2 separate regions of the Homo sapiens genome follow, and region 1 is linked to region 2. A link is an interaction called in ENCODE POLR2A ChIA-PET data of the cell type or tissue named here. Cell type or tissue: Caco-2. All regions are shown on one strand. Each heading gives the region's core, and the rest is flanking DNA. Links, peaks and the distances in the headings are about the cores only.

Evidence for each region. ChIA-PET counts read pairs that join two places held together with the same protein. Peaks named below come from ENCODE experiments on the same cell type or tissue, not always from the same donor. Only the 100,000 strongest peaks of a DNase experiment are listed, where the experiment ranks them.
Region 1: POLR2A ChIA-PET joins it to region 2 with 14 read pairs; 2 of 35 experiments call an interaction of 5 or more read pairs at or near these places.

The regions. Positions count from the first base shown.
Region 1 is chr17:50,882,420-50,898,650 of GRCh38, forward strand. LOC105371825 (a long non-coding RNA gene) reads right to left here and starts at 11,652. Exons shown (of 3, transcript XR_001752940.2): 1 at 11,489-11,652; 2 at 10,482-11,132; 3 at 4,385-6,160. RefSeq lists enhancers at 2,258-2,786, 2,787-3,315. In Caco-2, for the core only: no CTCF peak of the experiment used is centred there; DNase peaks (open chromatin) are centred at 7,502, 8,452, 9,870, 11,252 and 1 weaker place.
Region 2 is chr17:50,636,417-50,652,647 of GRCh38, forward strand. All of the region lies in intron 1 of ABCC3 (ATP binding cassette subfamily C member 3), which reads left to right. Among named protein-coding and RNA genes, the nearest start is that of ABCC3, 9.7 kb to the left of the region's middle. RefSeq lists enhancers at 2,215-3,414, 3,864-4,634, 4,312-4,606. In Caco-2, for the core only: no CTCF peak of the experiment used is centred there; no DNase peak of the experiment used is centred there.

The sequences.
Region 1 (16,231 bases), core at 4,955-12,954, 250 kb after region 2:
CCATGCCTGGCTAATTTTTTTTTTTTCTATATTGCTCAGGCTGGTTTGAACTCTTGGGCTCGAGCAATCCTCCCATCTTGGTCTCCCAAAGTGCTGAGATTATAGGTGTGAGCCACCATACCTGGCCTAAAATAAAATATTAAATACATTTTAACATTTATTATATTTATATATTATACATACTTTTTGTACAATTTGAATATATACATATATCATCTTTATATTTGGGGCTCACTTCTTTGTTTATGTAGTGTTTGTTTCCAAAAGCTTCCTTTATTATCTCTCACAAAAATGAGAACAGAATGCACACACCACACCTATCTGCCCTACATTCCAAAAGCATTAATTTATCACATTGGAAGAGATCTGTTTTTTTTTTTTCACTAGACCTCTTCTGTGAACAGAGATCTGATTTTTGTGCATTCTGAAATACCTATTTATTATAAGAACTCTGTAAATGGTTGGCTAAAATGGCTTTAATTCAATCCTAACATACTCCCTAATAGAGAGTTAGCCCTTTTGTCCTGTTTCCCTGCGTCTGGATTCCCATTCCATAAGCATCGCTCACAGGACTACTCTACTGGGTGCAGGAGAATAGGAGGCTGAGTAAGCCCCAGGCTAGTGGGACAGACACTTCCCAAGCCAGAAACCCAGGAGTCTTCTGAGACACCCCCTTTTGCTCACTCTGTCCCTAATTTCAAGCTGCCACTGGACCCATCCGCCTGACCTCCTACCTATTGATCTTGTCCGTTCGCCACCCTGCAGGCCATGAGCACCTCCTCCCTGGACCACCACGCCAGCCGCCTACTGGTTTCCCTGCCTTGACTCCTGCCTTCATTGCTAACACCTTCTCCACCCCACAAACAAGGGATGGATCTTTTAAAAATGCAAATCAAGCCTAGGCAACGTAGCAGGATCCTGTCTCTACAAAAAAAAAAAAAAAAAAAAAAAAAAAAAAAAATATATATATATATATATATATATATATATATATATATATATATATATATATAAATAAATTAGCCAGCTGTGGTGGCGTGCACCTGTAGTTCCAGGTAATTGGAAGGCTGAGGCAGGAGGACCACTTAAGCCCAGGGGTTTGAGGCTTCAGTGAGCTATGATCGCACCACTGCACTCCAGCTTGGGAGACAGAGGAAGACTCTGTATTAGAAAAAAAAAAAAAATGCAGTCCAGGCGCGGTGGCTCATGCCTGTAATCCCAGCACTTTGGGAGGCTGAGGTGGGCGGATCACTTGAGGTTAGGAGTTTGAGGCCAGCCTGGCCAACATGGTGAAACCCTGTCTCTACTGAAAATACAAAAATTAGCCAGGTATGGTGGTGCACGCCTGTAGTCCCAGCTACTCAGGAGGCTGATGCACGAGAATTGCTTGAACCCGGGAGGCAGATGTTGCAGTGAGCCAAGATGGTGCCACTGCACTCCAGCCTGGGCAATAGAGCGAGACTCCTTCTCAAAAAAAAAAAAAAATGCAAATCAGTCATGTTCCCGTCACCCTGCACCCACTGGGGTAAACCTATCAGTGTCTCCCATGACTTTTAGGGTGAGGACCAAAGCCCTCACTGCAGTCTACAGACCCTCGAGGATCTGCTGCCTGCCTGCCTACCCAGCAGAAGGCCAGAGCTTGCCCAACCTTCCTCCACCCTCTCTTACTTCCTCAAATACACCAGGTTCCCTCCCACTTCAGGGCCTTCTGCTAGTCCTGCCTGCAGCCTCTCACTTACTCCTCTCACCTCATTCATCCCTAGTGAGCTTAGCATTTGGCTTTTATTTCCCTTCTTCAGGGGAAGCTGCCCCAGTCCTATTACAGCAAACCCTCAGCTTTTTGCTCCCATAGTTCCTATGCAGCTATTTATTCAGTAGCTGTCTCCACCGCTGAGCAATGCAGTCGAAAGGGATAGGATCTGTGTCTACTTTGTTCCTTGCAGTATCCTGGGACCCCAGCACAGAGCCTGGTTCATACAGGACTTAATGAATGAGTGAGTGAATGAATGAATGAGTGATCCTGCTGTATTACCAGACAGATCGTGGTAGGGGCAACAGTTGCTGTGAGGTTTTGGGAAGCTGTCTTTGCCTGGGAGGTGGGGAAGGCAGGGCAGAGCCTAAAGAAGCCTTGAAGGGAGAGTGTTGCTTCATGGGCAGGGAAAGGAAAATGACATTCCAGACTCAGCCCCTACACAAGTGTGAGGCAGACTCCCATGGTTGTCAGGTCAGAGTAGGGAGAGGCAGAGATAAGGCTGCGATTGTGGGTGAGCTCAGCCTGGGAGGAGCTCTGCATACCAAAATAAGGACTGAACCTTGTGTAGGTAGTGGGGGAACCTGGGAAAGTGTGTTAGGCAATCTTTCCCCACCCCCTTCCTCTTTCCACCTCTCCCCTGCTTTCCTTCCTCCTGGAGATAGGGAGCAAGGTCTCCAGGGGCCAGGCAGGTGCTTCTGGTTGGAAAGGCCGTGACCAGGACTTGTTGGGTCCATTTGACTCAACGGACCCCTTTCTTGGCCCTGTCCCCAGATGTATAGGGCAGAGCTAGAGTTGTAGAAAAGGGAGACACACTCCTCAGGGCCACCACACTCACCCAGCAGGGGTCTGGGAGCCCCTGAAGCACCCGGGACCCCAGCCTCAAAGGTGGATGCTGGAGGGAGGATTTGAGGGAGCAGGCACCCATCAGTGAGAATGACGAGTTGACGGCACAGCTGACAAGTGTCTGGGGGTGTGCCACCTCCCTGCGCTGCTTCTGAGCTGTTTGCTTTGCCTTGGTACACTTGAGGGGTTGGAAGTCCTCAGCCTTCAGAGCTCCAGGTTTGAGGCACAGACAGGTTCCATTTTGCCCAAAGCCAGGCAAAGGCTCCTCTCTCTGAGCAGAGGTTGCTGGGTCACAGGAGCTCAGGGTGGCACTGCACTCAGGATTCGCAGCTGCCTTGACGTCACCAGTGTCCCAGGTGAAGGCACAAACTCCTGGCCTGAGGTGAGGCTGAGGGAGACAAGAGCCCACCAGACTAGGCCAGCACTTCCCATGGGCTTAGACCCCTGCTCTCCTGCCTCCTCTGATATTTCAAATCTTTCAGAATTTCAAAACCATAGGACCTATTGACTTCTAAGCTCCCCACCCTGCTCTTTGGGCTTAAATTGTGCTTTATCTCAACAGCATTCATTGAGTGCCAGCTCTGTGCAAAGCCCTGTGCTAATGTGCTAGGCTCTAGAGTCATAAAGATGAAAATTTTTCTTTTTTTAAAATAGAGAATAGTCAGTCTCACTTTGTTGCCCAGGCTGGTCTCGAACTCCTGGCTTCAACTGATCCTCCCATATTGGCCTCCCAAATACTGGGATTATAGGTGTGAGGCACCTTGCCCAGCCAATGAATACTTTATGATATGATCCCTGTTTTCAAGAGACTTACAGTCTAGTTAGGGAAATGGACACAAACAGACCCTTTCAGAACAATGTAAAGACCTCAGAAGAGGTCAAATTCTATTGGAATCCATCTGCTTTTTTTTTTTTTTTTTTTTTTTTTTTTGAGATGGAGTCCCACTCTGTTACCCAGGCTGAAGTGCAGTGGCACCATCTCGGCTCACTTTAACCTCCACCTCTGGGTTCAAGTGATTCTCCTGCCTCAGCCTCCCCAGTAGCTGGGACTACAGGCGCGTGCCACCATGCCCAGCTAATTTTTGTATTTTTAGTAAAGAAAGGGTTTCACCATGTTGGCCAGGCTGGTCTCAAACTCCTGACCGTAAGTGATCTACCCGCCTCGGCCTCCCAAAGTGCTGGGATTACAGGTGTGACTTTTTACTATCTGTAGGTAACTGCTATATATAATGCATGATCTATAATGCCCGACCCAACATTTTGTCATCTTTGCAATACTTGATTTTATTTTTTTTCCTGTAATATTTTGGGGTTTGAGATTATTTCGTTTGGTTTGGCTACAAGGAAGCCTAGATGTGCTTCAGAGTCGCCTTGAAATTTCTTCTGCATTATCAACCAGCTCAATCTCCTCTGAATTAGACCTGCCTTCTCATCTGGGAAAGGCAGATCTTTAACAGGTGGCTGGAAGCTATTGAAGGAAGAAGCCAAGATGTGGTTTCTGAAGAGCAGGCAGGAGGGTCCCTGGCCATAAATATGTCCTTGATAAGGGCCTGAAATCCCATTCTTAGAATTTTATTTTTTTGAAGTTGCACGAGCACCTGGGAAGAATACCACCTTAAATCCTGACCACTTATCCACTCCGGGAAGATTTGTTTATAGCCAAGAGTTCCCACGATGGGCCGAGGAAGAGCAGGGGGGCAGCCAGCTTTCCAGGCAGGCCCTAACATATTATCCAGATTTTGAGGTTGTTTTAGTTATGTGTTTGTAACAAACCACCACAAAACATAATGGCTTAAAACAATGATTTATTGTTTCTCACAATGCTGTGCGTTGGCTAGTTCGACAGTTCTATTGGTCTCACCTGGGGTCACTCAGATGGCTACAGTCATTGTAGATTAACTGAACTTCATCAATGTGCAGTGGTCTCAAGGTTATGAGAAGGTGATCACAGAAGCAGGAAGACCCGTGATCGGGTGTGGTGGCTCACGCCTGTAATCTCAGCACTTTGGGAGGCCGAGGTGGGTGGATCACTTGAGGTCAGGAGTTTTCCACTTTCTTGTGCCCTTCTGCTTAAACAACCTTTGTGCTTCAGCAAAGTAAGCACAAGTCCAATAAAATGTAGCTTGAAAACAAGTATCAACAAATTAATGAAAACAACACACAAAGGGCAGCCTTGTCTTGCCATGGGAGGAGAAGATGCTTGTTTTTAAGGAAAGGTCTTGTCATTTAGGATGAATATGAAAGGAGGGTCAGGGAGAAGAGCACCTGCAGACCAAGACAAATGGAGAATTGAAGGGAAAAAACCCTGTAAAACAAAAAGTGCTGGTGATGCTGACTCCTGCCTCAGCTCAGAGCTGTGTTAAGGGCTGAATGGGACAAGCTGGAGCCCCAATGGGGAGATTTCTTTTTCAGGCCAGGCTGACCCATAGGGGCCATCACCCAATCACTTGGAAGTGAAACCAGTTTAGCCCAGCCTTCGTACTTTTCTTGAAGCAGTCTGTATTTTCTGCGTTACTTCTAGCTCCCTGGGTGTGTGTGACCTCTTCCTTGTCACACTGAAACCTCTTTGAGGGAGGTGTGGGGGAGGGGGGAGCGGAGCTTGCAGTGAGCCGAGATCGTGCCACTGCACTCCAGCCTGGGTGACAGAGTGAGACTGTGTCTCAAAATAATAATAATAAATAAAAAAAAAAATTCAAAGCAACAAATATATTGCAAATGAGCTTTACTAGTTTTTTTGGGGAGGGGTGAACATGGAGAGTTGGGAGGAGGAAGGAAATAAAAAAATGAAAAGATGATCTGAATATATCCCTGCCTTAGAGAGCTTCCAGGTAAGTCCAAGAGACTGACTTCAACACAGACCTGGGCTAATTGCCCATTTCGCTCCTTGCCCTGGGGCCTATTGTTTTCCACAAATTGCGTCCCCACTTGAGACTCAGTCTTCTCTCCCTCATCGCCATGCAGTCATTTCAGCCCAGTTGCAGAACAGGAGAACATGAATGGAAAAAGGATTGAGTCCACACTGTGGTGGCTGCAAGAGGTGATTCAAGATCTAACATTCTGAGTAGTTTCCAGACAGTTGAGGACAGCCCAGGCTGGGGTCCAGAGGTGGGGATCAGGCAGGAGGAGCAGGAGCAGCCAGAAGGCAGGATCAGCCAAAGCCCTTGAAGAATGCCAAAGGGCAAACTGCAGAAAGCGAGTTCAGGTGTCAGATCCCAAAGGCGAGAGGAGGGCTGTAAGTGGGAGATGACCCAGGGGGCCCTGGAATGGAGTGGGAGCAGGTTGGGCCAGAAGTGGGAAAGCTATCACCCTCACTAGTGACTGGGAGAATTCCCAGAAGGACAGCAAAGGTGCCCACTGTGATGGCGTGGATGGGCTAGGTCAGCACAGGTGCTCAGGCCAGGACAGATACTTCGTCCCTGGCCACCCAGCCTTGGCCATGGTCCTCACAACCAAGCCCCACAAGGTAGCCCCAAGCCTGGGCAGAGGAGCCCTGGGCATGAATGCATCCTAAACTCTACCCATCAGCGCTGATCCATGACAAAGTTTTTGTCCATCAGCTACAAACTGGAAACAACAACAACAACAAAACATAAGTGAGCTTTTAATAACGTTAATTTTTGTTTCTAGTTTAAATTCTGATATGATGGCTGTTTTACTTTTGGTGATAAGATGGCTTTTCTTTTATGAAGACATGGTGATGGGAGGTGATAGGGCTTTTTTTGGTTGTTTGAATTGCCTCACTAGGTCGGGAGCAGTGAGTGGCTCATGCCTGTAATCCTAGTATTTTTGGGAAGCCAAGGTGGATAGATCACCTGAGGTCAGGAGTTCGAGACCAGCCTGGCCAACATACTGATACCCCATCTCTACTAAAACACAAAAATTAGCCAGGCATGGTGGCACGTACCTGTAATCCCACCTACTTGGGAGGCTAAGGCAGGAGAATCGCTTGAACCTGGGAGGTAAAGGTTGCAGTGAGCTGAGATTGTGCCATTGTACTCCAGCCTGGGTGACAGAGATGGTGTCTCCAAGAAAAAAAGGAATTGCCTCACTTGGCTAAATTTAAAGTTGACAATATTGGTTCCCAGATTTGAGGAAATTTTTTTCTCTTTTTTTCTTTTTGAGACGGAGTCTCACTCTGTCACCCAGGCTGGAGTGCAGTAGCACAATCTCAGTTCACTGCAACTTCTGCCTCCCAGGTTCAAGCAATTCTCCTACCTCAGCCTCCTGAGTAGCTGGGATTACATGTGTGCGCCACCACACCTGGCTAATTTTTGTATTTTTAGTAGAGACAGCGTTTCTCCATGTTGGTCAGGCTGGTTTCAAAATCCTGACCTCAAGTGATCTGCCTGCCTCGGCCTCCCAAAGTGCTGGGATTAAAGGCGTGAGCCACCGCATCCTGCCCAAAAAATTTTGATAAAGCATCAAATCCCAGTCTGGTCACCTCTGCTCTAAGAAACTAAGAAATCCTGTCCCTGAAACCCAGATCCTGGCTGCCAAAATAACACCATCATCCTTGCCATCAGCCACCACAAGGGCACTTACAGGGCATGCACTTTGAGCCAAGCTCAATCTAAGCCTTTGCATGTGCTAATGAACTCCTTCCCTGTTTTGACCTCTTGCCCACTTACTGTCTGCCAGATTTCTGGATTTGGCCCTCCCAGCTCTGAGCTCTGACAGATCCCACTGAATACCAGTTCCAATGGCTCCCTTGCTACAGGTTTCTGCAGGTCGTATCATGAGATTAGTTGCTATCTTAAATGGAAGCTCATGAAAGTGCTTCTCCGCTAAGGTAGAAGGAAACTCCATTTCGAACTCTCTCTGTCACTGCTGCTAAATGTCCCTTTTCCCAATGCTGCTGGGAATCTGACCCATGGACTTCTACAAACCTTCAGCAAATATGTGTTCCCTGGACTCTGGCTGCCTACCTGGAGGCTGACTTTGCCTGGAACTTTGCAGGCACCTCTCCTTCAGAGCTCTCATACCTACTAACACCCAATTACATCCTTCATTCTTTCCTAGCTTTATCCAAATGACAGTCAAGCTGCCTGGGGCTAAGGGGGATGATCTCTGAGTCCTGCATATAGATGGTGTATGAGATTTAAAGAAGGTGTGATTTTAAAAAAAGTGTGATTTGAGGGACGCTATTTATTTTATTTTACATAAAAAAGAAGAACCAGGATGCTGAAAATGATGCTATTGATTATAAATAGGAAGAAAACGCTAGTCGGTTGAAATAGCCAGTATGGTCTTGGTCATTCATAAGGAAAGAATGGCCCCTGTCCTGGGAGCTGGCTTTAGAAGAACCCACTGTGGCAGAACTGGTCAAATCCTCCACCACCTAGTACCTATAGGCTTTCAATTTCCTGCCAATAAGGCACCAAGGTCTGCCTGAGACTTGACATCTAAAAAACTCCTAATTGGCCAGGTGCGGTGGCTCATGCCTGTAATCCCAACACTTTGGGAGGCTGAGGCAGGCAGATCACTTGAGGCCAGAAGTTCAAAACCAGCCTGGCCAACATGGAGAAACCCATCTCTACTAAAAATACAAAAATTATCCAGGCATGGTGGCTGGCGCCCATAATCCCAGCTACTCAGGTGGCTGAGGCTCAAGAATCCCTCGAACCCGGGAGGCGGAGGTTGCAGTGAGCCGAGATTGAGCCACTGTACTCCAGCCTAGGCGACAGAGTGAGACTCCGTCTCAATAAATAAATAAATACATCAATAGCCCACGATTAAGCCAGGCATGCTGGCCCATGCCTGTTGTCCCAGCTACTCAGGAGACTGAGGCAGGGTAATCCCTCGCGCCCAGGAGTTCAAGGCTGCAGTGCACAATGATTATGCCTGTAAACAGCCCCGGCACTCCAGCCTGTGCAAATAGCAAGACCTCATCTCTAAAAAAATAAGATAAAAGCCAAAATGCCCACTATCTGACTCACCAAAAGGTGTGTATTTAAGGCGTTGTCTGCAGTGCCTGGCTGAACCTACTGAAGCCTGAGGAAAAAGGAAAAATCAATAATACAGGTTCTGTCTTCATTGAAAAGTTTGATATTTTGCGTCTCATGGATTTTTTGCACTAATTTGGATGTTGAAAATATTGCATTAAAATATTATTTATCTAGAGTATTGGGTGTTTTAGGCACTCCCTTAAATTTTGTGCCTAAGGTGAGTGCCTCACTCTCCTGGTCATAGTCCTGGCGCAGTGATGTCTACAAAGACTAATAAGATTTACCTGTTACCAAGCTCCTACTCTAATAAACATACTTAGCTCATTAGATTAGCTAGTTGATACCAGCCCGATCAGCTCACATAATTGCTTCCCTGGCCCTTGTTTATCCAGAAAGTAGAGTCCTGCCTCAAATTTCCTAGCCAGTGGTCATGTCTGTACTCTTTGCTGCCAAACCCTTTCCAGACCCTCATACTGACTGCCTGGTTGGGCCCCTACCGACACTGTCGACCCTCTGAACATTGTGCACAACCCTAGGAAGGAGCACTAGGTGCTGCCTAACTCTGGATCCCCGACACTAACTCCCTGGCCCAACTGGACTCTTTCTCATTTATCTGTGTCTGAGTCTCCTGGGCCTCATTCCACCCTCCCAGAAGTTCTTCCTTTACTGCTTGCCTCCTGGTCAGGTCTTCCCTGAAAAAATACCCCACCTGTGTGTGAATCTTTCTGGTTTCTGGGTCTCGTGCCTCCCCTAAGCAATGCAAACCTTGAGTCAAGTACTACGCTCTTGCCCCAGGCCTGGCATTGTTACGTTAATAACCATTGAGAGCATACCATGTGCCACTGACCCATGCTTTCCTTGTGTTAACCCACATGCACCTCATCGTAACCTTATGAGTAGATACTATTGTCATCTCCATTTTACAAATGAGCAAACCAAAGCCCAGAGAGGCAAAGTTATTTGCCCAAGGTCACACAGCTAAGAAGTGGCAGAAATGGGCTACAAACACAGTTTCTAGAGCCCAACTCTTAACTATCATGTTACCTAGCTTCTGCTTACAGTCTAAGAAGCCCTGCGTGGAAAGTTTGGAATCAGATGAGTCTCAAATTCAAATCCCAGATGTTCAGTTTATGAGCTTCATGGCTGTGGGGTGTCACTTTAGTTCTCCTGGTCTCAGCTCCCTCATCTTGCATGGCTTTGTAAGAAGTGACATTAGGCCCTCAGTACACAGTAGACACAACCATCACCCCCAACCTTTCCTGCAGGATAACCCTAGCAACCACAAACATGCTGTGAGCAGGGCCTAAGGCACTTAATTCCACACTCTGGAAATGTCAGTAACCGTTGAAAAGAATAAAGCCAGTTCTATTTGTAAAGCATTTTACTGCCGATGGAGGAGGTGAAGTGCATGTTGCGTTTGAAGGTTTGCAGCATGAACTCTAGAGGTCAGCTACCGAAGCTGAAGCCTGGATTCCACAATCGTGTGTGACTTTGGGCAAGTTTCTTTCTCTTTTTTCTTCCTTTTTTTTTTTTTTTTTTTTTTTTTCGGAGACGGAGTCTTGCTCTGTCTCCCAGGCTGGAGTGCAGTGGCACAATCATGGCTCACTGCAGCCTTGACCTCCCAGATTCAAGAGATCCTCCTACCTCAGCCTCCCAAGTAGGTGGGACTATAGGCGTGCACAATCACACCTGGCTAAGTTTTTTTTTTTTTTTTTTCCAGCGATAGGGGTCTTGCTATGTTGCCAGGGTTGGTCTTAAACTCCTGGGCTCAAGTGATCTCCCCAGCTCGGCTTCCCAAAGTGCTGGGATTACAGGCATGAGCCAACGTGCCTGGCCTGGGCAAGTTTCTTAAATTCCCTATAGCTTAGTTATCTCATCTTTAACCGAGGGACAATAATAATAACAATAATAATAATAATAATAATAATCATAGCACCTACCTTGCATAGGGTTGTTGCTGATTATAGAGTTAATACACATGTAACACCCTTAGAATAGTGCCCTGAACACACCGTGAGCTCTTCAAAGTGTAAACCGATTGGTCTCTAAGATAAGGGGAACTGGTATGTCACCACCATTTTGCAGTCCAGGAAACAAAGACACTGAGGGGTTGAAGGATTTGCTCAATAGCCCTCAGCTTTTGCAGAGTGGACCCCAAATTGAAATTCAGAACCTCTGGTTAGAGGGTTGCTGGCTCCTCCATTTCATCCAGGAGTTTCTTATTTCCATTTCTGACATGACTGCGATTGGCTCTGATTCCCAAGCCACGGGTTTCCAACCTTATTAATGCGCTCCTGCAAAAGCCAGGCTCCTCCTCACAGGCTCTGCTGCTGTTCGGAGCAGGCCCGGGCTGCTGTGTACCTCACAGCTCCCCGACAGAGTGCTGCACAATGACGACCTTCGGTGGGGCAGACATTCGCCTCCATCAGGCGCCTAATTATGCAAACCCTGAACATGAGACTGAAGAGGAGACTGGCCTGCCCAGGGACGATTGATGAGGCTGGCTGGTTTCATCTTCCCCATTGTGTAGGCCAGAGGCTTCATGATGGGAGCGGCTCAGCTGCGGGATCTCGGTTGCTTTGTTGCAGGCGCTGGGGCAACGAAGGGTGAACTGGGTTAATAAAATGTGCTGGTGACTCACTCCTAGGAAAGAACCTGTGATGGATCATTAAGCTGTCTCGGAACTTATTTCAGGCCCACACCCGCAAGATGAACGCTCTCAATTTGTTTATTAGGTCTCCAACAATAGGCCACTGTTCTCCTTCCCCACAACTCAGTTACACAATCTTTCCCCTCGTGTCTTTCAGCCACCTACTGAAAATCTGTCTGTGTGCCGAGCACGCGCTCCCCATCCCTCTACCAAATGCCTGGCTGGCGCGTCATCCCTGGCTTTGATGGGTACGTTCACTTCCCTAGCGCTGGCTTCCCCTAAGATGGGGGGACTTACCCTCCTGCCTGAGCCCTCATGCTGGCAGATTTGGTTCTTTCCATCTCCCTCTCCGCTGAAGTCTTCTCACCCTCACTGACTCCATGCTGGATCTAGACCTCTGAATGGTCCATCCTAGTGCCTGTCCTGGCTCTCCCAATTCCCCTTTAATCCAAAGGTCTTGGGTTGATCCTTTTTAAAAAGAAATTATTTTATTCTTTAAAACTATATATAAATAATTCATGTTTTTTTTTTTTTTTTTTTTTTTTTTTTTTGTTTTTTGAGACGGAGTCTCGCTCTGTCGCCCAGGCTGGAGTGCAGTGGCGGGATCTCGGCTCACTGCAAGCTCCGCCTCCCGGGTTCACGCCATTCTCCTGCCTCAGCCTCCCGAGTAGCTGGGACTACAGGCGCCCGCCACTACGCCCGGCTAATTTTTTGTATTTTTAGTAGAGACGGGGTTTCACCGTTTTAGCCGGGATGGTCTCGATCTCCTGACCTCGTGATCCGCCCGCCTCGGCCTCCCAAAGTGCTGGGATTACAGGCGTGAGCCACCGCGCCCGGCCATAATTCATGTTTACTATGGAAAAAAGAAATCACTTATAATCTTGCCACTCAGAAATAATCTCTGTTAACATTTTTGTGGTGGGGCATGGTGGCTCATGCCTGTAATCCCAGAATTTTGGGAGGCCAAGGTGGGAGGATTGCTTGAGCCCAGGACTTCAAGACCAGCCTGGGCAACAAAATGAGACTCCATCTCTTCAAAAAATAAAATAAAAAATAAGCCAGGCATGGTGGTGTGCGCCTGTGGTCCCAGCTACTCAGGAGGCTGAGGTGGGAGGATTGCTTGAGCCTAGGAGGTCAAGGCTGCAGTGAGCTGTAATCGCGCCACTGCATTCCAGCCTAGGTAACAGAGCAAGACCTGGTTTCAAACAACAACAACAACAAAAGCACGTTTTTAGGGTATAATCTCTTGGACCTCCCCTCATTCCAGAATTTACCTCTGTGCCCATCTTTGCTGGGACACTTCTGATAGGTGCCCCCGTGGTGTACTGGAAGTATGCAAATGCCACTTCAACTAGTTTTTTTCTTCTAAAGTCAGTAAGATAGGTACCCGGCAAATGTCACTTCTTAGTGAGCATCTACTGCAGGATAAGATGTATTTGCCAGCTTGCATGTGGATCTAGATTGTGGAATCACCTTCCTTGTGGCCTCTGCACATCTACAAATGAGAATGTCTTGCCTGCATTTTTGGAATAGCCTCCTTCTAGTTACGTGGCCTCCAGAGTGAGCAGAACAAGACGCTAACACATCGGATCACTCCTCCGATTGCAACCTTCCGTGGCTTTGCGTCCTGATTTGGGACAGACTCGGGCCACCCGCCTCCTGTGTCTCTTCAGGACGCGAGGCTTGTTTGCCTTTCCAGTTTCTTCGCTTGCCTCCTTACTGGGGGTGTTCATGCTGTAGCCTCATCAGACAATTTGCTCTTCCTAGAATGGGATGACTCTTTGCACCTAAGGATCGTTGTACGGGCTGCTCCAGCTGCCTGGAGTCAGTTTTCCTTCCCCGTTTCTTGTCTGACTAGTATTCCTACTCTTCCTTCAAGGCTTAGTCCAAATATCATCTCCCCTAACTACCCTGCCCCATCTTGTCTACTGTCACTTATGCGCGTCTCCTCTGTGGAGACGTAACAGGCCACTGCTAGACTTTGACTCATTAAAAATCTGTCATCTGTCTCCCTCACCACACTATGAGCTACCTGAGGGCAGATATTGTATTTTTTCTTTATTTAGACAGGGTCTCGCTCTGTCACCCGGGCTGGAGTGCAGTGGCACAATCACGGCTCACTGCAGCCTCAACCTCCTGGGCTCAAGTGATCCTCCTACCTCAGCCTCCCAAGTAGCTGGGATTACAGTCACACAGCACCGCGCCCAGATAATTTTTTTATTTTTTGTAGAGACAGGATTTCGTCATGTTGCCCAGGCTGGCCTAAAACTCATGGGCTCAAGCGATCCACCCATCTTGGCCTCCCAAAGTGCTGCGATTATAGGCGTGAGCCACCATCCCTAGCTAATTTTTGCATTTTTTGTAGAGACAGGGTCTCACCATCTTGCCCAGGCTGGTCTTGAATTCCTGGGCTCAAGCAATTTACCTGCCTCGGCCTCTCAAAGTGCTAGGATTACAGGCGTGAGCCACCACTAGGGATTGTATTTTTTAACACTTTTTTTTCTTCAGCCAGTCACAAAAAATCTGGCCCACAATGCATATTGAGTTCAAGAGGATTTCTTTTTAACTGACTAGAATAAAGGAATAAAAACTATACCTATAGCTGCTCAATGTTATTGTTGCTTCAGAGGTAAGCATTTTTATTAGATCCAGGTACAGAATAAATTTCAAAATTGACTCGGACAACAAGTTTGTACACACCTATGATCTTAATGCTTTACATTATGTAAATTACCTCATGTGAATTACTTAATTTAATCCCATCTCAACCTCACAACAGCCGCATGAGATGAGAGTAATTTTAAGTTATAGATTAGCCAGACTCAGGGATATATCAGGATCTTACAAATAGCAAATAATAGGACCAGAATTTGAACCAAAATCAAAATTATGATCATTTTCTAAACCAAAATGATTAGGATTCAATTGTCTTTAAAGTTTTCTGGGGCCAGGCACAGTGGCTCACCCTGGGAGGCCGAGGCCGGTGGATCCCTTGAGCTCAGGAGTTCGAGATCAGCCTGAGCAGCATAGAGAGAGCCCCGCCTCTACAAAAATATACAAAAATTGGCCGTGTGTGGTGGCACAGACCTGTATTCTCAGCTACTTGGGGGACTGAGGTGGGAGGATCACTTGAGTTGGGGAGGCTGCAGTGAGCTGAGACTGAGCCACTGCCCTCCAGCCTGGGTGACAGAGTGAGACTCTGTCTCAAAAATAAATAGGTAAATAAATAAATAAATAAATAAAGATTTTTGGATGCAGAAATTTGTTTCCAAAAGCAATATCCCTAAACCTGGCCCCTTAGTCGCCTGGTTCCTCATAATTTAGCAGCTGAATAATCACGGGTTCACATCCTTCTCAAAGGGTACTGGGTGTGGTGGCACATTCCTATAATCGCAGCTACTCAGGAGGCTGAGACGGGATGATTGCTTGAGCCCAGGAGTTCGTGCCCAGCTGGGCAACACAGTAAGACCCTGTCTCTTAAAAAAACGTAACTAGGGGACTTATGACCAAATCTTTTCCCTTCCTTCATCTCAACTATGATAAACTTTCTCCAGTCATCTTTCCTCAACTGAACATTTTCTGCATAACTTGGAAAAGTGGTAGATTGTTACCCACAAACAAAGGACTGCTCATCCAGGTAGTATATGGGGTGCACTGATGTCTTGAAGATCTTAACAGAAGGACTCTGATACTGGATGTTCTTTATGTGTAGAAAAGTGCCTTGTTCTACTTAAAGTTCTCATTCACTCAAAAACATTTACAGAGGAGTTAATAATCACAGATAATAACAGTAGCTAACGTTTATTGAGGGCTTAGTATGTGAGAGGCACTGCTCTACCTGCCTTATGAATAGTAACTCATTTAATCCTCAACAACCCTCAGGCAGGAACTATTGTTAAGACAGTCTATAGATGAGCAAACTGAGACAGAGAAGGCAAGTAACTTGCCCAAGGCCACGGAGCCTATGGTATATTGCCTGTCCCTCCATGCACAGGGCTCTCAGCCAGCTTAGGGTAGATGACACAGGCCCCGCCCTCATGGAGCCTAATTGCTCATGTGAGAGAGACATGGAACAAGGAACTTCGGTACTTGGTGCTGGGGACACATACAAGGTGATAAGAGGTATAAGAAAGAAATGTTGGGCCGGGTGTGGTGGCTCACACCTGTAATCCCAGCACTTTGGGAGGCTGAGGAGGGCAGATTTCTTGAGGTCATGAGTTCGAGACCAGCCTGGCCAACATGGTGAAACCCCATCTCTAATAAAAATACAAAAAATTAGCTGGGTATGGTAGCACACACCTGTAGTCCTAGCTACTCAGGAGGCTGAGGCAGGAGAATCGCTTGAACCTGGGAGGCAGAGGTTGCAGTGAGCCGAGATTGCACCACTGCACTCCAGCCTGGGTGACAGAGTGAGACTCCATCTCAAAAAAAAAAAAAAAAAAAAGTTGGACTGCTGGACTGCTAGCTGATGACTTCAGAGGATCAGAGGGGGTGACATTTTAGCTGGATCCTAAAGGATAAGTAGGAGTTCAGTAGGCTGACAAGGGTGGGGTTTGTTGCACAGAGTAACCTTTGCGAAGAGGATAAAACATGTAAAATGTGGAGGTGGAAGAAGAGTAACTTACTTGAAGAACAGTGAGAATTTCTGAGTGATTGGCTCCCAGGGTCCACAGGGGAAGCAGCAGGAAGAAGCCTGGAAAAGCAGGTTGGGCCAAATCATGGAGGGGCTAAAGGAACTGTACATTAGTTGGTGAGAAAGGAAGACTTACTGGAGATATTTAAACAGAGGAGCAGCATGATTACATTTGTGTTATACTTATGAGCAATGGGGAAGATGGACAGGTAGGTGAGAGTTTAAAAAGGAAACCAGAAAATCAATCAAAAGGCAGTTGGAGGCTCACACCTGTAATCCCAACACCTGGGAAGGCCAAGGCAGGAGGATCGCTGGGGTCCAGGAATTTGAGACCAGACTGGGCAACATAGTGAGACCCCATCTCTAAAAAAAAAAAGTTAACCTGGTATGGTGGTGCATGCCTGTGG
Region 2 (16,231 bases), core at 4,611-12,610:
GTGGGTGACCCAAAGGTTAATCCGAGATGGTGCAACTTCTCTGCCACTGCCCTTCTTTCCCAGTCCCACAGGAACTTCATGTATTATTCAGCATGGACAGGCCACTTGCCACCAGGGTCCAGAGGTTGTGCCTTTGCCTCATGAGCACACTTCCTTTCACTGCCCTTTGGGCCAGGCTGGTATGACCGTGGCAGGTTTGTGGTGCCTGGGATGCCAAACAGAAAATCAAGAGGGTAGTTGTGCCCAAGCTTCAGGCACAAGGGCTCATTGTTCCTGGGTAGCCTCCTGAACCCTGAGAGCTTAGGACTCTACAGAGACAGGTCTCCTGGACCCCAGAGTTGGGAAATTCAGGACTCCCTTTTTGTCCCATGTTCAGACATCCTCTGGCTCTACCTTAACATGGGATTGTGGAATCCAAGAAAGTGGGAGCTTGGGAGTTTGAAGCAGCGAGTCCAACCCCTCAGTGTAGAGCTGGGGAAACTGAGGCCAAGGGAGTGAAGGTCACAGGACAATCAAAGACAGAGTGCTGGGCTGGGAAACCGGACCCCGGGGCTGTGGTTACAGGGTTGCCATTGCCTGGCTGTGAGCCTTTGAGCCTCTGGGCCCTCTGGCCCGCGCACTTCTCCTTGATGCTCGTGAGCTATACACACCTCCTCTGAGGATGCAGGCTCAGTGGGAGTCAGCTCATCTACATTATGAAGCCCTCGTGAGATCTCTGCTTGGATACCTTAAATGGCAAACTGACCACCCCCCTTCCCACCCCAATCTCTAAACATCTTTCACATTCTCTTCTGGCTCCTGAAAGCTGTTCCAGGCTGCACCCAGTGTGGCTGGTGACTGGGGAAGGAGCGTGGAGAGAGAAAGGAGGCTCCCAGCTCATCCTCTGAGGGAATGACAGGGTTTGTACAGCTGAAAGGAGAGAGAGTCTACACTGGAAGCTGGATCCTCTGCCACAGCCTAATTACAAAAAAGGCCTGGAGTTCTGGGCTGTTCATTTGTGATGTGCTGTGTTGCATCTCATTTGCATGGTGTATTATTAAGGCACAACTCCCCCTGAACCTTTACCTTAGGGGCCTGTGGGTGACCCACTTTGTGGGAAGTGGTTCAGGGCAGCCCGGAAGTACCTGAACTAGGAGTGAAAATGCAAGGAGGGGGTGGGGTGTTCAGGCCCCTCTGGGCCGCTCATTTAATCTACCAAGATGCTCAGTAGCTCATCCTTATAGCTTCAGTTTCTCCACCAGTGGAATGGGAAATAACCCAACCCCTACCCACCTCACAAGATTTTTCTGATCAAATGAGACAGGGAATGTGGAATGATTTTAAGAACTAAGAAGTTTTCTATGGGTGGCAAGTTCTGACATTCCCCGGAAGAGGGAGGAGAAAGAAAAATGGGGTTAGAAGAAAATGTCAGACGTGGGAAGACCTGCAGGGAAAGAGCTGGTAGGGCTGTCGGGCCAGTGGCTCCCATTTCAGCTGTTTGCTGGGGAGCTGGGAGCTGTTCCTGGCTCAGTCTGAGGGTAGGAGACTGGAGAGGACCATGCCCCTTGGGACATGTGTACACACATCTGTGTACTCACACACCACCTGCCAGGTGAATGATTTGTGTGAATCCTTCTCTCTCTCACCCATATCGACTTTGAAGCAGGTTACCAACTTCCCTGAATGTGCCTTGGGAGTTTTTGTGGAAATAAATTCCAAAAGAGTGAACTGTGTAATTAAACCACCTCACTACTCAGGAGGCCAGAGGTGCCTCAGAACAAGGGAGGAGGTGGGATCCTCTGCCTGCAGGATTCCTCTCTGTTCTGAACCACAGAGGTTGGGAGCACCTGGGTGGTGAAGGGAGTATGTGGAGGAAGGGCCTGGAGGTATTTACCCCCCGCCAGATAAACACCTGTTGGCAGAATTAGCCTTGATCTGACAGCCCCAGGAAGCTTAGAAATCTGAAGATCCTGACCATGAAAGCCATCCAAAGATGGCAAGGACCGCCTGAGAAGTAGTGAGCTCCCTGTCACTGGGGGGTATGTAAGGACATGGTTAGTGACTGCTTGGCGGAGATGCTGGAGAGAGGATTCAAGCCAGGAAAGAAGGTGGGGTCCTGAGATTCTGTGACTGGGTAGAGGGAAGATGCGGCCAGTGGGGATTCATTAGTTCCTCCTCTGAGATTTCTGGACTCCTCCTTCCCTGGCTCTCTCCCTGCTCTACATACGGAATTTGCCTAGAAGCAGCTCTTGGTAGAGGCCTCTGGGTCTCCCCTTGGTTAGGCCCACATGGGAAAGGTGACCTCATTGTTCCCTTAGCTGTTTACCCATCCTAGGGAGGGGCAGATCCCTGGTCCCTTGGAGGCTCAGCTCCCTGTGTCTCCTGCTCTGTTTTAGCTAGCCCCAATTCTGCTATTCACCAGCTGTGTGACTTTGGGCAAATGACTCACCTTCTCTGGGCTCCAGCAGGGCTGAGGTGGGCTCTGGGGCCTGCTTCAGGTCTGGAGTTGCCCAATTTTGGAAGGATGAGCCTTGGGCTTGGGGGCGAAGGCTATGCATGATTAGGGCCCTTCAAAGCTTAGAGCTCCTGGGTATCAGGGTCTCCTCTGCCTTCTTAGTAGGCAGCCACAAAAATGTATGAGTAATGGGCAAGGCTCCTATGCCAATGTATTTTGACTCACAAATGAAGACAGTGTCCTGCACATCCATGGGGAAGCTGAGTGGGAGGTAGACACTCCTCCGCTTAGCAGACACCATAGCTCACCCTCCCCTCAGGAACCCAGTCCTCCCTGCAAGGCCAGAGCTCCCGGGGCTCCTTTCCTCCATCTCAGCTGCTGCAAGCAAACCCAGTGCTGGATGGCTTTGACCTCTGAGCTCTTGGCTTCTGGCTACGGCATTTCATTGCTTGTGGCCTCAGGCTGGCTTCTCCTCAATCCTGCTGTTCCCCCACTTCACCTGGGCCTTAGGTCCCTGAGGGCCAGAGAGATACGGGGAAGGAAGTGAGTCAGGGAAGTGGCATTCAGGAGGGAGCTTTGCCAAGCCCGCCTGTAGTCCCCAGACAGGGAAATGGTCTTGAAACACTGGGCAGGCTTCCAGGGAGGAAGGACTTGGCAGGGATGACCAGCTGAGCCACCCCGGAGTAGGGCCAGAGCACCCGGACTGTATTCAGTCCTCTCCATTGGGGCAGGATCCCTGGGGAGTTGGGGGTGAAATGAGACCTGGTATGCCATTGCTGGGGTGGCTGGGCCCCTCCCCTTCCCGAACTGAAGTTGTTTCTGTTTCTGGTACTGCGGTGCAGTGGTTGGGGCTGGCAGGGGGCAGGGTGGGATAGTGAATGAGAGCCTAACTCTAGGCTTGGATTTTGGATTTCTCCTTTTTTTTTTTTTTGTGACAGAGTCTTGCTCTGTCGCCCAGGCTGAAGTGCAGTAGCACAATCTCAACTCACTGCAACCTCCACCTCCCAGGTTCAAGCAATCCTCCTGCCTCAGCCTCCCAAGTAGCTGGGATTACAGGTGCACACCACCATGCCCGGCTAATTTTTGTATTTTTAGTAGAGACGGGGTTTCACCATGATGGCCAGGCTGGTCTCAAATTCCTGACCTCAAGTCATCTGCCCACCTCAGCCTCCTAAAGTGCTGGGATTACAGGCGTGAGCCACCGCATTCAGCCAGATTTCTCCTAACTGGATATTCAGGTTTCTAGTCAGGGGCTCCCAGAACCCCAGCTAGGCCACTACCCAGGTGTTAGCCGCTCTGCTCCCTCAGCTCTGTGAGAATAATTGCAAAAAGCAGGTGATATGAGAATGGGCTGCATGGCTGAAAGGTGATCTGGGTGCAAGTGCTCTATCCCCAGGGTGGGACATCATGCCGGAGTCCTACCAGGTGTACAGGAAACACTAATCCTGTGGGAAGGAGCTGGGCCCTGGAACAAAACTCTCTGGGTCTAATCCCAGCATCAGCCCTGGGTGTCAGCTGTCATGAGCGTGAAATGATCATCCTGGCCCACAGCAGGAGCTCAGTGAACCAAAGCCCCTTCCAGAAGCACATTGGCCAGTTGAGCCCGTGAGCCATCCCTGCAAGGGGCCAGCAGGCGCAGCACAACCAGTTTTTGTTTGTTTGTTTGTTGTGTTGTGTTGTGTTTTTGAGAAGGAGTCTCGCTCTGCCACCCTGGCTGGAGTGCAGTGGCGTGATCTCAGCTCACTGCAACCTCCGCCTCCCAGGTTCAAACAATTATCCTGCCTCAGCCTCCTGAGTAGCTGGGATTACAGGCATGCGCCACCATGCCTAGATAATTTTTTTAAATATTTTTAGTAGAGACAGCGTTTCGTCATGTTGGCCAGGCTGGTCGCAGACTCCTGACCTCAGGGGACCCACCCTCCTCGGCCTCCCAAAGTGCTGGGATTACAGCACAGCCAGTTTTTGACCCCTGCCCCCAGGCCTTCCAAAGGCTGAGGGAGGGTGAGTGGGGATCAGCACGTGTCCTTGCTCTCTCCACGCCTTCATTGCTGCTGAGTCAATGGTCTTGTCTGTTCATCCCTTCCCTATCTGGGACTTCAGGAGCTGCCCTGCAGTGGTGGCTTCCTTCTCCAGTACCACACAGGAATAGGGAAGTAATGACTCTTCTCATGACAGAGACTGTCAACAGGCCTGGGGCCCCCAGGGCTTGGGAAGTCCCTGGCAAAGCTGGGGCAGAGGGCTCCGGGGTCCTCACCCCCCGCCCCCATCGCCTGTATGAGTCTGCAGTGATTTCAGCTTCAGTGACCATGAAGTCTGCCATGAGGGGGCCTCTGCCACGTGGTCCATTCTGGATGTGGGACCTTACCCCTTATCAGCCCCATCCAGCTGTTTAATCGCATTATTAAGGAAGCTGTTGTTGCTGTGGAAACTGTGTGGGTGATGGTGGGGGAGGGGGCTGTGGGCTCAGCTCTCACCTCCCAGCAGTGCTCTTCAGAGCGGGAATGAGAGGAGAGCCTTGAGTAGGGATCGTCATCCTGCCCTGCAGGGATTCAGGGAGTGTTACAGGGTCCAGGGAATAACCTTCACTGGCCCTGTCCTCACCTTCATTTTACACATAACTGAGTTGGAGACCCTTCTGGGTGCCAAGAACTGTGGCCTTGGTACCAGGGAGAGAACACTGTGTTCCTGGGCATGAAGCTGCAGAGGCTGCGGCTGGAGTTGGCACCCTCCATTTATCTATTCATTTGTTTATTCATTCTTTTGTTCAATAGATGGTTATTGAGTACCTTCTCTGTGCCAGGCCCTGCTCTAAGCAACAGGAAATACCATCAACTGCAGAATACAGAGCTAAAGAATCTGTCTTCGTGGAGCATATACTCTAGTGGGAAGAGGCAGTAAAACAAGAATCATAAAGGCCAGGTGCAGTGGCTCATGCCTGTAATCCCAGCACTTTGGGAGGCCGAAGCAGGAGGATCACTTGAGCCCAGAAGTTCGAGACCAGTCTGGGCCACATAGTGGGACCCCATCTCTACAAAAAAATTAAAAAATTAGCTGGGCGTGGTGGCACATGCCTGTAGTCCCAGCTACTCAGGAGGCTGAGGCAGGAGGATCGCTTGAGCCCAAGAGGTCAAGATTACAGTGGGGAAAAAAAAAAAAAAAGAACAGTTGAATGTGGCACTGTCATGCCGTTCAACCTGTAATTTGAAGGTAGAATGGACAGGGTTTGCTGAGAGACCGGATGTGGGATGTGAGAGAAAGAGAAGAATCAGGGGCAACTCCAAGGACTCTGGTCTGGGAAGAGAGACAGGAGGAAGGAACTGCCATCCCCGGGCCAGGCAGGCTAGAAAGGCAGGGACGGCCAAGAGCTCAGTTCTGGACGTGTTTTGTATGACGTGTCCCATAGTTGATGTCCTAGCTCAGGGTCTGGAGTGAACCAAATAGGGAGTTAGGGGTGAGGGCCTGTGTGGGCGGGTACCCCCTGCCTCCTAGGGAGGGCCCTGCCCAGGTGGGACATGCTTATCTCAAGGAAAGGAGCCCAGGCTGAATGCCCTTGAGGGTCAAAGCAGCCACCCAGTTCTCACAGCCCCAAAGTCCCCTGGTTGTTGCCACAGAGCAGGTGTCTGCGAAACCAAAACACGGGCCTGACAGCTGGAGGCTCCATCACCCGCTTCCCTGAGTGTTGTCCCGTTGCCATCGAAGTGCTTTGCTGTTCATTCTCCCTCACCTTCTCCCCGCTGTGGGGAGGTGACCAGATGCTGTCATCACTCCCATTACTCACAGGTGGAGACTGAGGTTCAAGGGCACGAAGGGGCTCACCAACAGTTGCATGGCTCAAAAGTGGCAGAAGCCATCCTGGATTCTCCGCATCGGGGTTGGGTTCTTCCTGTGGCCACTCCCCACCCGCCTTACAGAGCCATGCCACCGGCCTGCAAGTGCACACAGCGATTCCCACCATGTCCCCACGCCTGGGCTCCTGTCCTCAACATGCACACTCCCTTGTGAGTCAATGGCCCCGTGTGGCATCACAAAGCCTGGGTGCCTGTCCCGGCCACACACTGCTGGGTGTCCTTGAACCTGTTGCCAAAGTGGGTGTAGTTTCTCTTTTGTACACTGGGCCTAACAGTGCCCCTCCTATATACCCCTGGAAGTTGTTCTGAGACAACATCCAGATAACAACTAGGTAAGTGCAGTAATAAAATGCGGGAGAAACATTAGGGGCCTTTATTTTCCTCACTTAACTGGCTGCCAGGGAAAAGCAAGGAAAGGTCAGAGGCTGGGGTGCCCCAGAGAGGCCCCATGTAGATGAGGCTCTGGCTGGGCCCAGAGAAATGGGATGTACACTCCGGCCCAGAGACCTGAAGATCTGGGTTCAGGGCAGCTTTGGGACAGGCTATCTGGATGGCAACTAACTGGAGTACCTGATCAGGCCTAGAGGTGTGTCCTGTGACCCAGTGTCCAGGCCTGGGCCAGCATGTCAGAGACTCAGCAAGAGTATGTGGGTCCTTGGCTCACATTGTTTGAGCAACTACTGAATACTGAATAGGACTACTGAATACTGAATACTGAATAGGACAAGATGTACATGGTACAACTTCTGCCCACCTGGGCCTTCAATGAAATGCCCCCAGGCAGCATGTCCCTGACTGCATGCTTCACAGAGCAGGGATAGGCCTGCCCAACGTGCCACTGTATCTGCAGAACCCAGCCCACTGCCTGACTCACCAAGGCCCTCACCAAACATTGTCAAGGCCAAGAGTGACGCTCCAGGGAAGGGGATCTCTCTAGGAGGAAGGGTGCTCAAGATGAAGAAGGTGGGTTTTCAGCCAGGCCTGTCACCCCTCCCTGGAGTGGTTAGGTTAGGATTTTGACAAGTGGTAAAAAGAGGGACTAGGTTGAGCAAGGGGGTAGGAGCAAGAATCTCAGAGCAGATTTAGGATGAAGTGAGTTGGCTGTGGGGGAAGGGAGCAATGGGAAAGGAGGTGGGAGGAGATGCCATGGGGGGGGTCTTGAGGACCAGGTTGGGTGCTAGGATGTGGCTTCATGAGCAGCAGGAGTCACTGCAGGTTTGTGGGCATGAGGCAAGAGGCACAAAGCTGTATTTTGGGAAGAGCCATCTCGCAGGTGGGCAGGGGCACTGGAGGGCAGAGGGCTGCCCCAGATGGGATTAAGAAGGGAAGGCAGGCCAGGCACAGTGGCTCACGCCTGAAATCCTGGCACTTTGGGAGGCTGAGGCGGGCGGATCACAAGGTCAGGAGTTCGAGACCAGCCTGACCAACACGGTGAAACCCCGTCTCTACTAAAAATACAAAAATTAGCTGGGCGTGGTGGCGGGCATCTGTAATCCCAGCTACTCAGGAGGCTGAGGCAGGAGAATCATTTGAACCCGGGAGGTGGAGGTTGCAGTGAGCCAAGGTCACACCACTGCACTCCAGCCTGGGTGACAGAGCCAGACTCCGTCTCAAAAAAAAAAAAAAAAAAAAAAGGAAGAAGGGAAGGCAGGCTGGGGAGGTTGGGGAAAGGAAGCAGGGAGTGCAGATCACTCCCCTTCCATGAGTTGTTTTCTTAAGATGCTAGAACTTGGCCAGGCATGGTGGCTCACCCCTGTAATCCCAGCACTTTGGGAGGCTGAGGCTGGCAGATCACTTGAGGTCAGGAGTTCCAGACCAGCCTGGCCAACATGGTGAAACCCCATCTCTACTAATAATACAAAATTTAGCTGGGTGTGGTGGTGTGCACCTGTGGTCCTAGCTACTTGGGAGGCTGAGACAGGAGAATCACTTGAACCCTGGAGGCACAGGTTGCAGAGAGCTGAGATCGTGCCACTGCACTCCAGCCGAGGTGACAGAGTGAGACTCCGTCTCAAAACCAAAACAAAACAAAAACCAAGGCCGGGTGCAGTGGCTCATGCCTGTAATCCCAGCACTTTGGGAGGCCGAGGTGGGCAGATCACAAGGTCAGGAGATCGAGACCATCCTCGCTAACACGGTAAAACCCCGTCTCTACTAAAAATACAAAAAATTAGACGGGCATGGTGGCGGGCGCCTGTAGTCTCAGCCAATCAGGAGGCTGAGGCAGGAGAATGGCGTGAACCCGGGAGGCGGAGCTTGCAGTGAGCCGAGATCACGCCACTGCACTCCAGCCTGGGCGACAGAGCGAGACTCCGTCTCAAAAACAAGCAAACAAAAAAACAGAAAACAAAAATTAGCCTGGCGTAGTGGCATGTGCCTGTAATTCCAGCTACCCAGGAGGCTGAGGTGGGAGAATCGCTTGAACCCTGGAGGCAGAGGTTGCAGTGAGCCAAGGTCGCACCACTGCACTCCAGCCTGGGTGACAGAGCGAGACTTGGCCTTAAAAAAAAAAAAAAAAGAAAGAAATTAACCAGCCGTGGTGGTGCACGCCCGTAATCCCAGCTACTCAGAAGGCTGAGGCACGAGAATCACTTGAACACGGGAGGCAGAGGTTGCAGTAAGCCAAGATTGTGCCACTGCCCTCCAGCCTGGGCGACAGAGCAAGATTCCATCAAAAAAAAAAAAAAAAAAAAAAAAAAAAGATGGGAGAACTCAGAACTCAAGCATATAGATTATTCAACAGTTCACATAGCCAGATAGTTCAAGGCCAGCTGTGGGCTTTGAATGCCATAGTAAAATGTTTGAACTTTGCCTTCTAGGCAGTAGGGAGCTACTGAAAGTTTAAAGGGATGGTATACTATTATTCTTTCATTCATTTATTCAATAAACGTGTATGTGTGTGTGTGTATTTTTTTTTTAAGAGTCCAGGTCTTGCTCTGTTGCTCAGGCTAGAGTGGAGTGGCATAATCATGGCTCACTGCAGCAACAAACTCCCGGGCTCAAGAGATCCTCCCGCCTTAGCCTCCATGTAACTGGGACTACAGGTGCCTGTCACCAGACCAGGCTAATGTTTTACATTTTTGTAGAGACAGCGTCTTGCTATGTTGCCCAGGCTGGTCTCAAACTCCTGGCCTCAAGTGATGCTCCTGCCTTGGCCTCTCAAAGCACTGGGCAATGTCCCTGGTCTTCAATAAATATTTGATTTATTTAAGCAAATCTTTTTTCTGAGCACCTACTATGTGCTAGGCACCATTCTAAGTACTTAGGATACATAGATAAATAAAATAAAGGTTCTTCCCTTCAAAGAGCTTACATGTCAGCAAGTAAAGGAAAAGATGAGAGAAAATATAATAAATCAGTAAATTATATATCATGTCAAAAGGTGATAGGTGTTATAGAGAAAAGAAAAAGCGGAGAAGGGTGGGAGAATTGGGAATACAGGGGTGGGACACAGGTGGCAGTATTAAACAGGATGGTCAGGGTAGGCTTCATTGAGAAAGAAAGACTTCAGGATGTCTGGGGGAGGAGTGTTCCAGGAAGAGAGAAGAGCAAGTGCAAAGGCCCTGAGACAGGAGCAGCAAGTGCATTTAGAAACAGCAAGGAGGCCAGTGGCTGGAGTGAAGCAGGAAAGGCGGGGAGAGGGTCATGGGTTGGGGGAAGGGACATTGTGCAGGTCTATGCAGGCTATTGTAGGGTGTATGGAGTGAAGATGTCAAGTCAGCAGTTAGATATGGAGCTGGAGATTTGGGGAGCAATGAGCTGGAGAGATAGACTTGAAAGTCATTGGCATATAGATGGTACATCATATCATCATATGAGACTGCATGGGATTGCCAAGAGGTTGAGTGCAGATAGGAAGGAGGCAGAGAAGAGGAAAGGACTGAGCTCCAGGACCCTCTTGCACCAGGCAGGGGAATCAGCAAAGAGACTGTGATGGCATGGCCAGAAAGGAAGGGGAAAACCATGCAGGATCTGGGACCCCAGGGAATCTGAAGGGAAGAGACCAGAAGTCTATGGCAATTGCTCATGAAGAGATGAGGGTCTGGCCAAGGGGCCAGGTGGGAGGAACCAGGTAAGAGATATTATCATCCCAATGTTACCCTTAAAGAAACCAAGGCCCAGAGAGGGGAGAGGTTAAGAACCTGGGTCAAGATCACACAGCTTAAGTGTGACTTCTTCTTTTTATTTTTTATTTTTTTGAGACGGAGTCTCCCTCTGTCACCAGGCTGGAGTGCAGTGGCACAATCTCAGCTCACTGCAACCTCCGCCTCCCGGGTTCAAACAGTTCACCTGCCTCAGCCTCCCGAGTAGCTGGGATTACAGGTGCCTGCCACCACGCCCAGCTAATTTTTGTATTTTTAGTAGAGACGGGATTTCACCATGTTGGTCAGGCTGGTCTCGAACTCCTGACCTCGTGATCTTCCCACCTCAGCCTCCCAAAGAGCTGGGATTACAGGTGTAAGCCATTGTGCCCGGCCAAGTGTGAGTTCTTTTAAGCTGTGTGACCTTGGCCAAGGTGCTTAACCTTTCCCTGCCAAGTCTCAAACACCTCTTTGTCCAGCTACTATGCTTCCATCAAGAATCAATAGGACCTATGTCCCTACAGGTGTCAGGGTAGCTGGCAGAATGGTGATGCCCTTGGCAGAGGCAGGCAAGGCCAAAGGAAGGGCTGGTTCTGGCAGGGAGTGAAGGATCTTACTTTGAGAGGTATTGAATATGAGGTGGCTGCAGACAGATGGTGACGCCATCTGAGAGGCAGCAGGAAGTAGGCGCTGAGGCTCAGGAGGTGATTTGAGCTGTTGATCTGGATTTGGGACTCCTCAGGACAATCTGTGAACAATGATGAGAGAGAGCACCAAGGACCAAGGTCTGAACTTGGGAGCTAGGGCCCATGTCCACAGGGTGAACTGGAAGGAAGATAAGGAGACAGCAAGGAATGCTTGCCAAGAAACCAGGAGACCAGGAAAGAGTAGTTTCCAAGAGATGGGGGAAGCCCACACTGTTGCAGGGAGGTCCTGCATAAAGTCTGAAACGGGTCTATTTAATTCGCCCTTGGAGGCTGGGCATGGTGTCTCACACCTGTAATCCCAGCACTTTGGGAGGCCAAGGCGGGTGGATGACCTGAGGTCAAGAGTTTGAGAACCAGCCTGGTCAACATGGCAAAACCCCGTCTGTACTAAAAATACAAAAATTGGCCGGGCGTGGTGGTGGAAGCCTGTAATCCCAGCTACTCGGGAGGCTGAGGCAGGAGAATCACCTGAATCCCAGAGGCGGAGGTTGCTGTGAGCTGAGATCACACCACTGCACACCAGCCTGGGAGACAGAGCAAGACTCTGCCCAAAAGAAAAAAAAAAATTGTAGTTGGAAGGACTTCTGGTTCTATAGGGTGGATTGAACACAAGACTTTATCTCCAGTCCTTCCTGATTTTCCATCAAAGTGACAGTAAGGAATAAAGAATGTAAACCTACAAGGACAAAGAGAAGAGGAGACAACAGCAGACAAGATATTAACACCTTTTTGGAAAGTGAGAAACAGGTTGAGGAGTGATCACTGACACAGCAGAGAACAACTGAAACCAAAGGCCATTTGGAGTCTGTAAAAGCTCGGGGATTGGAGGGCTGAAGGAGGCAAGGGGAAGAGCAGGGCTGAAAGCAGCGGCTGCTAGGAGAATGCATAAGGAGAGATGAAACACCCAAGATACTTATCCATCTCCTCTCAAAGCCAGGCAAATTCCAGCCACCTCACAGAAGACCAGCAGTTTATTCTGTGGAATTAAGTAAAAGTCTGCATACTGAAGGATAGAACCCTCAGCCCTCACTCCTAAATTGGTCCCAGAGAAAAGACCTCCAGATTCTTCCAGTTGTTGGGGGAGTCTTCCCTAAAGGACCAGGTTCCTACTTGATCACTCTGCAGTGAAGCCCAACAGCCAATAAGCTTGGTCCTCGGTACTCTGTCTTCAGTAGCTGTTTCTTGGTCCTTGGTCCTTGGTACTCTCACTCATCATTGTTCACAGATTGCCCTGAGGAGTCCCAGATCCAGTCCCAAATCCACCTGCCCCCAACACACAGAGCAGCCAACTCTTTAGTGTCTTACTCCAAAATATTGAGACAGCCAAGCCGCAAGAATCACCACAGGTCGGGTGCAGTGACTCACGCCTGTAATCCCAGCACTTTGGGAGGCCGAGGCAGGCGGATCACTTGAAGTCAGGAGTTCGAGACCAGCCTGGCCAACATGGCAAAACCCCTCTACTAAAAATACAAAAATTAGCTGGGCATTGTGACACGTGCCTGTAATCCCAGCTACTCGGGAGGCTGAGGCAGGAGAATTTCTTGAACCTCAGAGGCAGAGGTTGCAGTGAGCTGAGATCGTACTACCACACTCCAGCCTGGGCGACAGAGGGAGACTCCATCTCAAAAAAAAAAAAAAAAAGTCACCACACATTTGAGGAAAAATTCTGTTAAAATAAAAACTTTAGACAAATTAAATTTAGCAGAGTTTATCTGAGCAAAGAACAATTCATGAATCAGCCAGCATCCTGAACCAGTAGAGGTTCACAGAGTTTTACCACCCAGCAGTATGGGCAGGCAGTATTAATGGACAGAGAAAGGAATTGATGTATAGAAACAGCTTGATTGGCGACAGATCAGTATTTGCCTTATTTGGGCATGGTGCAATGAGGTGTTTGCCTTATGTGGACATGTTCTGATGATCTGGCAGCTTGTGATTGGCTGAAAATTCTGCTATATTTGGCTGAGACTTGGCTGCTTATTGTAAGAATATACTCTCAAGTTACGTTGCAGTTTGTTTACATATTGAATTATGCTACAGTCCACTATGTATGGAGTCAGCTTTATACCTGGGTGACAGAGTGAGACTTTGTCAAAAAAAGAAGGAGAGGAGAGGAGAGAGAGGAGAGAGATGAGGGGTGGGGAGGGGAAGGGAGGAAAGGAGAAAGGAAGGAAGGAAAGAAGGAAGGGAGGGAGGGAAGGGAAGGAGGGAGGGAAGAAGGGAAAGAAAGAAGGAAGGAAGGAAGGAAGAAAGAGAGAGAGAGAAAGGAAGGAAGGAAGGAAATAGGCAACACATAAAATAAATTTTTTTAATAGGATCACAGGTCACTGTGAACAATAGCCGTTCATTAAATGACTTCGGAGGCATATACAAAAAGTTACATAGTTGTAGAAAAAGCTTAGCTGTTTTAATAGCGAGTTCTCAGTTTTCTTAAGTGATCAAAAACCTAACAAAGACAGCATGAAGCACAGGAAATTATCTGGGTAGAACACAGAATCTTTGTTTTCTAGGCCAACTACCTAAAGAGAAAGAAAAACATTTTACAATTTCCTATTATGATCAGACCAATAATCTAAGAACACCATGTTGTTTTAATGGAGAGAACCAAATTCTAGTTTTGCATCAGTGTAATTTTGATATTAATGCTAGCTCTTATCGCCCAGGCTGGAGTGCAATGGTGCAATCTCTGCTTACTGCAACCTCCGCCTCCCGGGTTCAAGTGATTCTCCTGCCTCAGCCTCTCAAGTAGCTGGGATTACAGGCGCCTGCCACCACACCCGGCTTATTTTTTGTATTTTTAGTAGAGATGGGGTTTCACCATGTTGGCCAGGCTGGGCTCGAACTCCTGACCTCAAGTGATCCACCCGCCTCTGCCTCCCAAAGTCCTGGGATTACAGGCGTGAGCCACTGCACCCGGTCGCTAACTTTTATTCTTAAAAAACTTGTAAATAATTACCTCCTAATCTTAACCAGCTTGATCACCCATAAAATTTCTTTCACAAGATTCATCTTCCACAAACCTCCTACAACTCTTATATCCATTCACTTTTTGTCCTATACTTTCCTCTTCTCATTTTCGAAAAATCAGTCATTTCACTTTAGGACAAAATTTATTCTCTTTTTCCGTTATCAAAACAAAACATCCTCACGTCTTATAGCTTTTCCTTAGCTTCCTTTGTATATTTCTTTTTCATATATTCCTTTTTCTTACCTTCCTTGTATATTTTCATATAGATTTTCCCCCTTATTGTTTCTAGTAATTGTAGCTACATATATTAATTAGAATTCTTAACCCCGGCCAGGTACAGTGGCTCATGCCTGTAATCCCAGCACTTTGGAGTCCGAGGTAGGCAGATCACTTGAGGGCAGAAGTTCAAGACCGGCCTGGCTGACATGCTGAAACCCTGTCTCTATTAAAAATACAAAAATTGGCTGGGCGTGGTGGCGGGCACCTGTAATCCCAGCTACTGGGGAGGCTCAGGCAGGAGAATTACCTGAACCCAGGAGGTGGAGGTTGCAGTGAGTCAAGATTGAGCCACTGCACTCCAGCCTGGGTGACAGCGCGAGACTCCATCTCAGAAAAAAAAAAAAAAAAAAAGAATTCTTAACCCTTAGTGACCTTAATTTCCATGGACATTAGAAAGTAAGCATTTGTGAATTGTGTGTCACACCAGCTGTAGATTGGTAAATCTATGAACCATAATGTCTAGAAGCATGAGCTTTCTCATAGTACAATTTGTCAGTGTGGCACAGAACATGTTTCTCAATGGTCCAAAATGTCTTTAAGTCTCTCTGTAAAAATAAACTGTAAAGGAGGCAAAATTTCATTTGTATCCCTTTAGGTTTTTTGTTTGTTTGTTTTGTGAGGCCTGAAAACTAAATTGTTGTTTGTACAGATTTCCCTCCTCCTCAACTTTCTATTCTTGATGCTAAGAGTGTTAAAACCTTCTGGTGGCTGAGCGTGGTGGCTCACGCCTGTAATCCTAGCACTTTGGGAGGCTGAGGCAGGTGGAACACTTGACCTCAGGATTTCGAGACCAGCCTGGGCAACATGGTGAAACCCCATCTCTACAAAAAATACAAAAATTAGCTGGATGTGGTAGCTTGTGTCTGTAGTCCCAGATACTTTGGCGGGGCTGAGGCGGGAGGATTGCTTGAGCCCAGGAGGCAGAGGTTGCAGTGAGCCGAGATCTTGCCACTTGCACTCCAGAGTAGGCGATAGAGACCCTATTTCAAAAAAGTAATAATAAAACCTTCTGGTATAGGAAGGACATCTTTTACATGGGAATTTTATCTTACATTCATTTAACTCACTTATTTTCAACACTTATGCTTGGATTGCCTATAAAGATGAGATAATAAACAACTAGTCATCATTTTGTTTTTCTTGCTGACAAATTTTATAATATAAAGACAACATAAGCTTGTTTTACCAGTAAACCTAGATAGGAAATCATGCATCTTTATGATATTTAATCCCCAAAACTATGAAAACATGTCTGTTTCAGTCAAACCAACAATATTCTTATTTGCCAAAGATTACCCAAGTCAGATGAGCTGCAAAAGTATTTGAGGTAGTTCTTAATTTTCTGAGAGAATACTTCATTTATACAAGCACTTATTTTTCTTAAAGCCAACAAAATAGAGCTCTTTCATAATTTAATTTTGGAGCATTAAAAGGAGATAAGAAACTATGATACCTGTATCATACATACAGACTTATATAAACATAAACAGCAACAGATCTTACAGCTTTCATTTAAATATCTTAGCCATGTTCCAGGTACAGTAATATAAAACTCCTGAATTTATTAAAGACTATCTGGATCCAAATTGTTCTTCTGGCCAATGGAACAAGATTTCTTGCCCAGATGACTAAAGCTTTTGAATAAGATTCGTGAAGGAGCTTTTAAGATTTTTTTGTTTGATTTCTGTAAGGAACCTATTATAAAGAGGCAATTTTTTATTCATTTAATCTTTTAGATGCCTCTGTGTATCAATTAAAGAATGCATCCCATTGCTTTTGTGGCATTTTTGAACCTTTCTTTTCTAATGCACCTTGCAAGTGAACAGTTTTATCTAGGTCAAAACTTTCCCACTGTGGCCACTGTAACTCTTAAGTTGTCCTCAGCAAAGTTAACCCATTTTTCCAAAAATACA